2 separate regions of the Homo sapiens genome follow, and region 2 is linked to region 1. The links are chromatin loops, found by intact Hi-C in ENCODE. Cell type or tissue: tibial artery. All regions are shown on one strand.

Region 1 (2,500 bases):
CCGGTCCCCTTTCGCCTCTCCCCAAATTTTGGGTGCAAAGGGAGCCTCATCTTCCCTGGTTTGGCCCCTCAGAGTCATAAGCTCTGGTAGCTGGTGTTTAGAAATTCACGGAATCCGGTCTCCATCCGGGGGAGGGTCTTGCCTAAGGCCTCTGTGCGAAGAGAGCCTGGGCTAGAACGCAGGAGGCTTGACTCCTTGTGCCGTGCTCCTCCCACACCTCATGCTGCCCTTGGCCGAATCAGTTCTGCCCGGTCTCTCCTGGGCCATAGGGCTCTCAAGGACCCCCTTTCCCACCTCACTAGGGCAGTGGAAGGGTTAACGCAGAGGGGCGACTGCCGTCCTGGTGGGACGGGGATCTAGCTGGACTGATTCCACGATAGGTAGAGCGCTTTATTCGCAGAACAAATACCTCAGCGCTGCCGCTGAGCCTGCAAACCTTGGTGGCATCACAGAGGAGCCCCGGACCCCACGGTGTGCAAAGTTCTTTCCCTGCCCCGGCTCGTGTTTACTCCTCCCAGCCGGTGTTCCTACACATTTTAAAGAGGGGGAAACTGGCCGGGCGCGGTGGCTCACGCCTGTAATCCCAGCACTTTGGGAGGTCAAGGCGGTCGGATCACCTGAGGCCAGGAGTTCAAGACCAGCCTGAGCAACATGGCGAAACCCCATCTTTACTAAAAATAGAAAAAAATTAGCCGGTCGTCGTGGTAGGCGCCTGTAATCCCAACTACTCGGTAGGCTGAGGCAGGAGAATCGCTTGAACCTGGGAGGCGGAGGCTACAGTGAGCCAAGATCGCGCCATTGAACTCCAGCCTGGGCGACAGAGCAAGACTCCGTCTCAAAAAAAAAAAAAAAAAAAAGCCGGGGGCGGGAAGGGGGAAGGGGGGTGTGCGGGGGCGGGGAACTGACTGGCGGGGCGCGGTGGCTCCGCCACCACTTTGCGAGCCCGAGGTGGGTGGATCACCTAAGGTCAGGAGTTCTAGACCAGCCTGGCCAACATGGTGAAACCCCTGTCTCTACTGAAAATACAAAAAAATTAGCCAGGTGTGGTGGCGCACCTCTGTAGTTCCAGCTACTCAGCAGGCTGAGGGAGGAGAATCGCTTGAATTCGGGAGGCAGAGGTTGCAGTGAGCAGAGATTGTGCCACTGTACTCCAGCCTGGGCGACAGAGCAAGACTCAGTCTCAAAAAATAAATAAAAATAAAAAATAAAGAAGGGGAAACTGAGACCCTGAAGGGCAGTAGTGCTTTGCCCAATGTCTTATTGACGACTGGTGGCTGAATCCAGATTTTTGAATCTGGACAGAAATGCACGAGCTCAGCCATTCATGCCCTCTGGGGGCTCAGATACCTGGGTCTAGTCCTCTTGGTGGAGGGACGTTCTTTATGTGGGACTTTATCTGACACTTCTCATCTGGCCCTGACAAAATGATAGAATGGAACCCTGCCCACTTTTCCCCCAACAGAAATGACCCTGCCATACCAAACACTGGCTCAGACACCATGGGCCTGCCTCAGTTTCCATCTACTTGAAGGTGGCATCAGAGATGGGAGGTCTCTGTGGTGGGTGGGGGCAAGGGCCAGGGGTCCAGAAACCAGCTCTGAACCCGATTGGGAAGGACTGCAGCAGACCCTGGGCTCAGGAGGACCTGCGGAAGGTATGGCCAGTGTGACTGCTGAAGCCTGAAGAGGAGGCAGATGGCGTGCTTGCATGATGTGCAGGATGATGATAGAGCCTCATCCTCCCCCCATGAACACATGTTCTCTAACTGCTTTCAGGTGTCTTAGAGTGAGTGAGACTGAGTGATGGGGACTCGTGGGCGAGACAGTTGGGCTCCAAAGAGGCAGCTCAGAAGCGGCTGGGAGAGGAAGGCGGGTGGGTGAGAGGCGCCAGGCTCAGTGAAGAGGAAGGGTGGAGGGGTTGGGGGAGGGAGGAGGTCAGAAGCAGGGTGCCCAGTGACCAGGGGTGGTGGAGACTCAGTGAGGGGAAGGGGAGGGCTTGGGAGGATGACTCAGTCAGAGGGGAAGAAGAGCTGTTCAGTGACTGTGCTGGGGCTCAGTAGGGGGAAGGGGCTGAGTGTGTGCAAAGGTGCTGGCGGAGGCTCGCCATGGGGGAAGGGAGGTTCAGTGAGGGGCATGGGAACTCAGAGAGTTGGAGGGGCTCAGTGAAGATGAGGGAGGCTCAGGAGCTACCAGGTTGCCCCCAGCAAGGAGGCTTGCCCTGCTGAATGATGGTGTCCCTTTGAACAGTCTCTTTTGTGTCATGCAATCATAGGTCTTTCTCAGGGCAGAAGCCCCTCATTGCCATGGTGGTGGGGAGATGGACAGGTGTTTTGCCTTCATGAGGCAGATCACTGCTCCCAACTCCTCAAGGACTGATTCAGGGGAAGAAGACTAGGACTTATCTCCACCCCCAACCACTGGCCAGATCCAGAGAACCAGTCAGACCCGGGTTGAAAACCAACACACACTGCCCATCTGGGTGACCTTGGGCAAGTAATTTA
Region 2 (2,500 bases), 290 kb before region 1:
TATTGGAAACAGCTCAAATGTTGGACAATAGGGAAGGGCTGAGCATCAAGAGGATACATCTCTATGCAGTATTTATTAAAAAAAAAAACAAAAAAAACCGGCCAGGTGCCGTGGCTCACACCTGTAATCCCAACACTTTGGGGGGCCGAGGTAGGCGGATTACCTGAGGTCAGGAGTTTGAGACCACCCTGGCCAACATGGTGAAACCCCGTCTTTACTACAAAAAAAATTAGCCGGATGTGGTGGTGTGCACCTGTAATCCCAGCTGCTCGGAAGGTTGAAGCAGGAGAATCACTTGAAGCCGGGAGGTGGAGGTTGCAGTGAGCTGAGATGGCATCACTGCACTCCAGCATGGGTGACAGAGCAAACAAGACTCCATCTCAAAAAAAAAAAAAAAAAAAAAAACCACCATCCTGATAAAGGCAAGAACAAAATACTCCAGATGACATCTGATAAGAAAAAAACAGCTGCAACCATAGCTTCAAATAATGAAAAAAGAAAGTATGCAGTTCTGGGCTGGGCGCTGTGGCTCGCACCTGTAATCCCAGCACTTTGGGAGGCGGAGGCAGGTGGATCACCTGAGGTCGGGAATTCAAGATCAGCCTTACCAACATGGAGAAACCCTGTCTCTACTAAAAATACAAAAAATTAGCCGGGTGTGGTGGTGTATGCCTGTAGTCCCAGCTACTCGGGAGGCTGAGGCAGCGGTGAGCCGAGATCTTGCCACTGTACTCCAGCCTGGGCAACAAGAGCGAGACTCTGTCTCAAAAAAAAAAAAAGAAAAGAAACAAGAAAGAAAGTATGTAGTTCTATCACATAACTTTGAGGATAAAAAATATTTGGGAGTGGTGTTGAATTCTCGTGTGAGTTCAAAAAATTGAAATATCTTTTTTTTAAAATTGAAAAGTTCCTCCCTACCCACAACAAGGCTGAGTGGTAGTGTTGGGGGAGGGGCAATGTCCTACACTGAAACAGCTGATGTCCCACTTGACTTTAAATGTTCACAAAGAACAACAATTCACTCTTTCCACATAGGCTTCTCTAAGGGCCATTAGAACAAGGTCTAGCCAGGCACTGTGGCTCATGCCTGTAATCCCAACACTTTGGGAGGCTTAGGTGGGTGGATAACCTGAGGTCAGGAGTTCGAAACTGGCCTGGCCAACATGGTGAAACCCTATCTCTACTAAAAATACAAAAATCTGCCAGGTGTGGTGGTGCACACCTGTAATCCCAGCTACTTAGGAGGCTGAGGCACAAGAATCGCTTGAACCCAGAGGCGGAGGTTGCAGTGAGCCAAGATTGTGCCAACTGCACTCCAGCCTGGGCGACATTCAGAGTAAGACTCACCCTCAAAAAAAAAAAAAAAAAAAAAAGACCAAGGTCTAGATGAAATAGACATGATTTAATTATTTTAGGGACAACCAGTAGTCTTTAATCCTGTCTAGAGACGGCATACACTCAATGCACAGCAGAAATAAACTGGGGAGCCCTTGTCATGATCTTGTGGCTGCTGCCACACGCATCACACACCATAGTCACCACCAGGGGGAGCGCATGAGTTAAATACATATACATCTGCAGTGTTTCCACTACCTAAAGAAAGAAGAATCCTTTTCAGGTTGTTTTTTTTTTTTTAAATAGAAGAGGAGGCTGACAGTCTGCATGTAAGTGCCGTTCCCAAGGTCTTACCGTTAGGGAGTATCAAGACCATTATGAAATTCTGGTGTTAGAAATCAATGTCTTGTGCTCTGATGCTAAACTAATGGCTTAGGTCCCCTTCCCCAGGCCTGACTGTGCAGACTAAAATTGGACCTAAACTCTTTGCAGGGGAAGAAAGCAGTTTCCGTTAGTCATATAAGAGGTAAATCATCATTGTTCTGTCTCTAAAGGCGAGAATCATAGCTTGAGAAGAAAAAAGGGTTTAGGAAAACAAGTAGGTTTGGAGCTATCATCTTGTTCAGGTATCTTGTAATTCCTCTTGATATTAATTACGAAAATATTTCTTAGAATAGTGAGGGTTTCCGAAGGACAACTTCATTCTCACATCTATCCATTATAGAATCTCAGAGCTGGAAAGGCCCTTCCTTGCAGGCCATTTCTTCCAACTTTAAATCTTGGAGATAAAGCACCTGGCGAGTGGACAAGTGCAGGGATAGGACATTTACTCATCTCCTCCAGGGGCCCATTCTACATTTTTCAAAGAGCTCTAAGCATTAGACAGTTCTTTCTTTCCTCAGGCCCACATTTAATTCTGTGGACTTACAGCCACTAGTCCTAGGTCTGTTTTCCACAACAAAAAAACATGTCTCATGTCATTTCCAGGGCTTCAACAGAGCTTCAAAGGTCTGAAGACACTTGTAAGTCCCCTTCTCACCTCTCCTCCGCTCAACTCCCCTCCTCCAACAAATCAAAATATTCATTTCCTATGAAGGGGTAGAACAGATAAAAAGCACTGGGCACAGACTTTATTTTTATCAATTATCTCATTGAACTGTCACAT

What was found. Hi-C counts contacts between places; a loop is a spot of excess contacts. Peaks named below come from ENCODE experiments on the same cell type or tissue, not always from the same donor. Only the 100,000 strongest peaks of a DNase experiment are listed, where the experiment ranks them.
Region 2: a loop joins it to region 1, with 5 times the contacts of the local background. A loop is called at or near these places in 4 of 110 quality-filtered maps.

Annotation. Positions count from the first base shown.
Region 1 is chr1:26,991,003-26,993,502 of GRCh38, reverse strand. No RefSeq gene overlaps it. Among named protein-coding and RNA genes, the nearest start is that of TRNP1, 1.4 kb to the left of the region's middle. RefSeq lists enhancers at 39-198, 1-451, 452-953. In tibial artery, no CTCF peak of the experiment used is centred here; no DNase peak of the experiment used is centred here; H3K4me3 peaks cover 405 bases; H3K27me3 peaks cover 1,720 bases.
Region 2 is chr1:27,283,902-27,286,401 of GRCh38, reverse strand. The region is part of intron 5 of WDTC1 (WD and tetratricopeptide repeats 1); the gene reads right to left. Among named protein-coding and RNA genes, the nearest start is that of TMEM222, 37 kb to the left of the region's middle. RefSeq lists a silencer at 1,538-1,617. In tibial artery, a CTCF peak has its summit at 1,539 (motif pointing right); no DNase peak of the experiment used is centred here.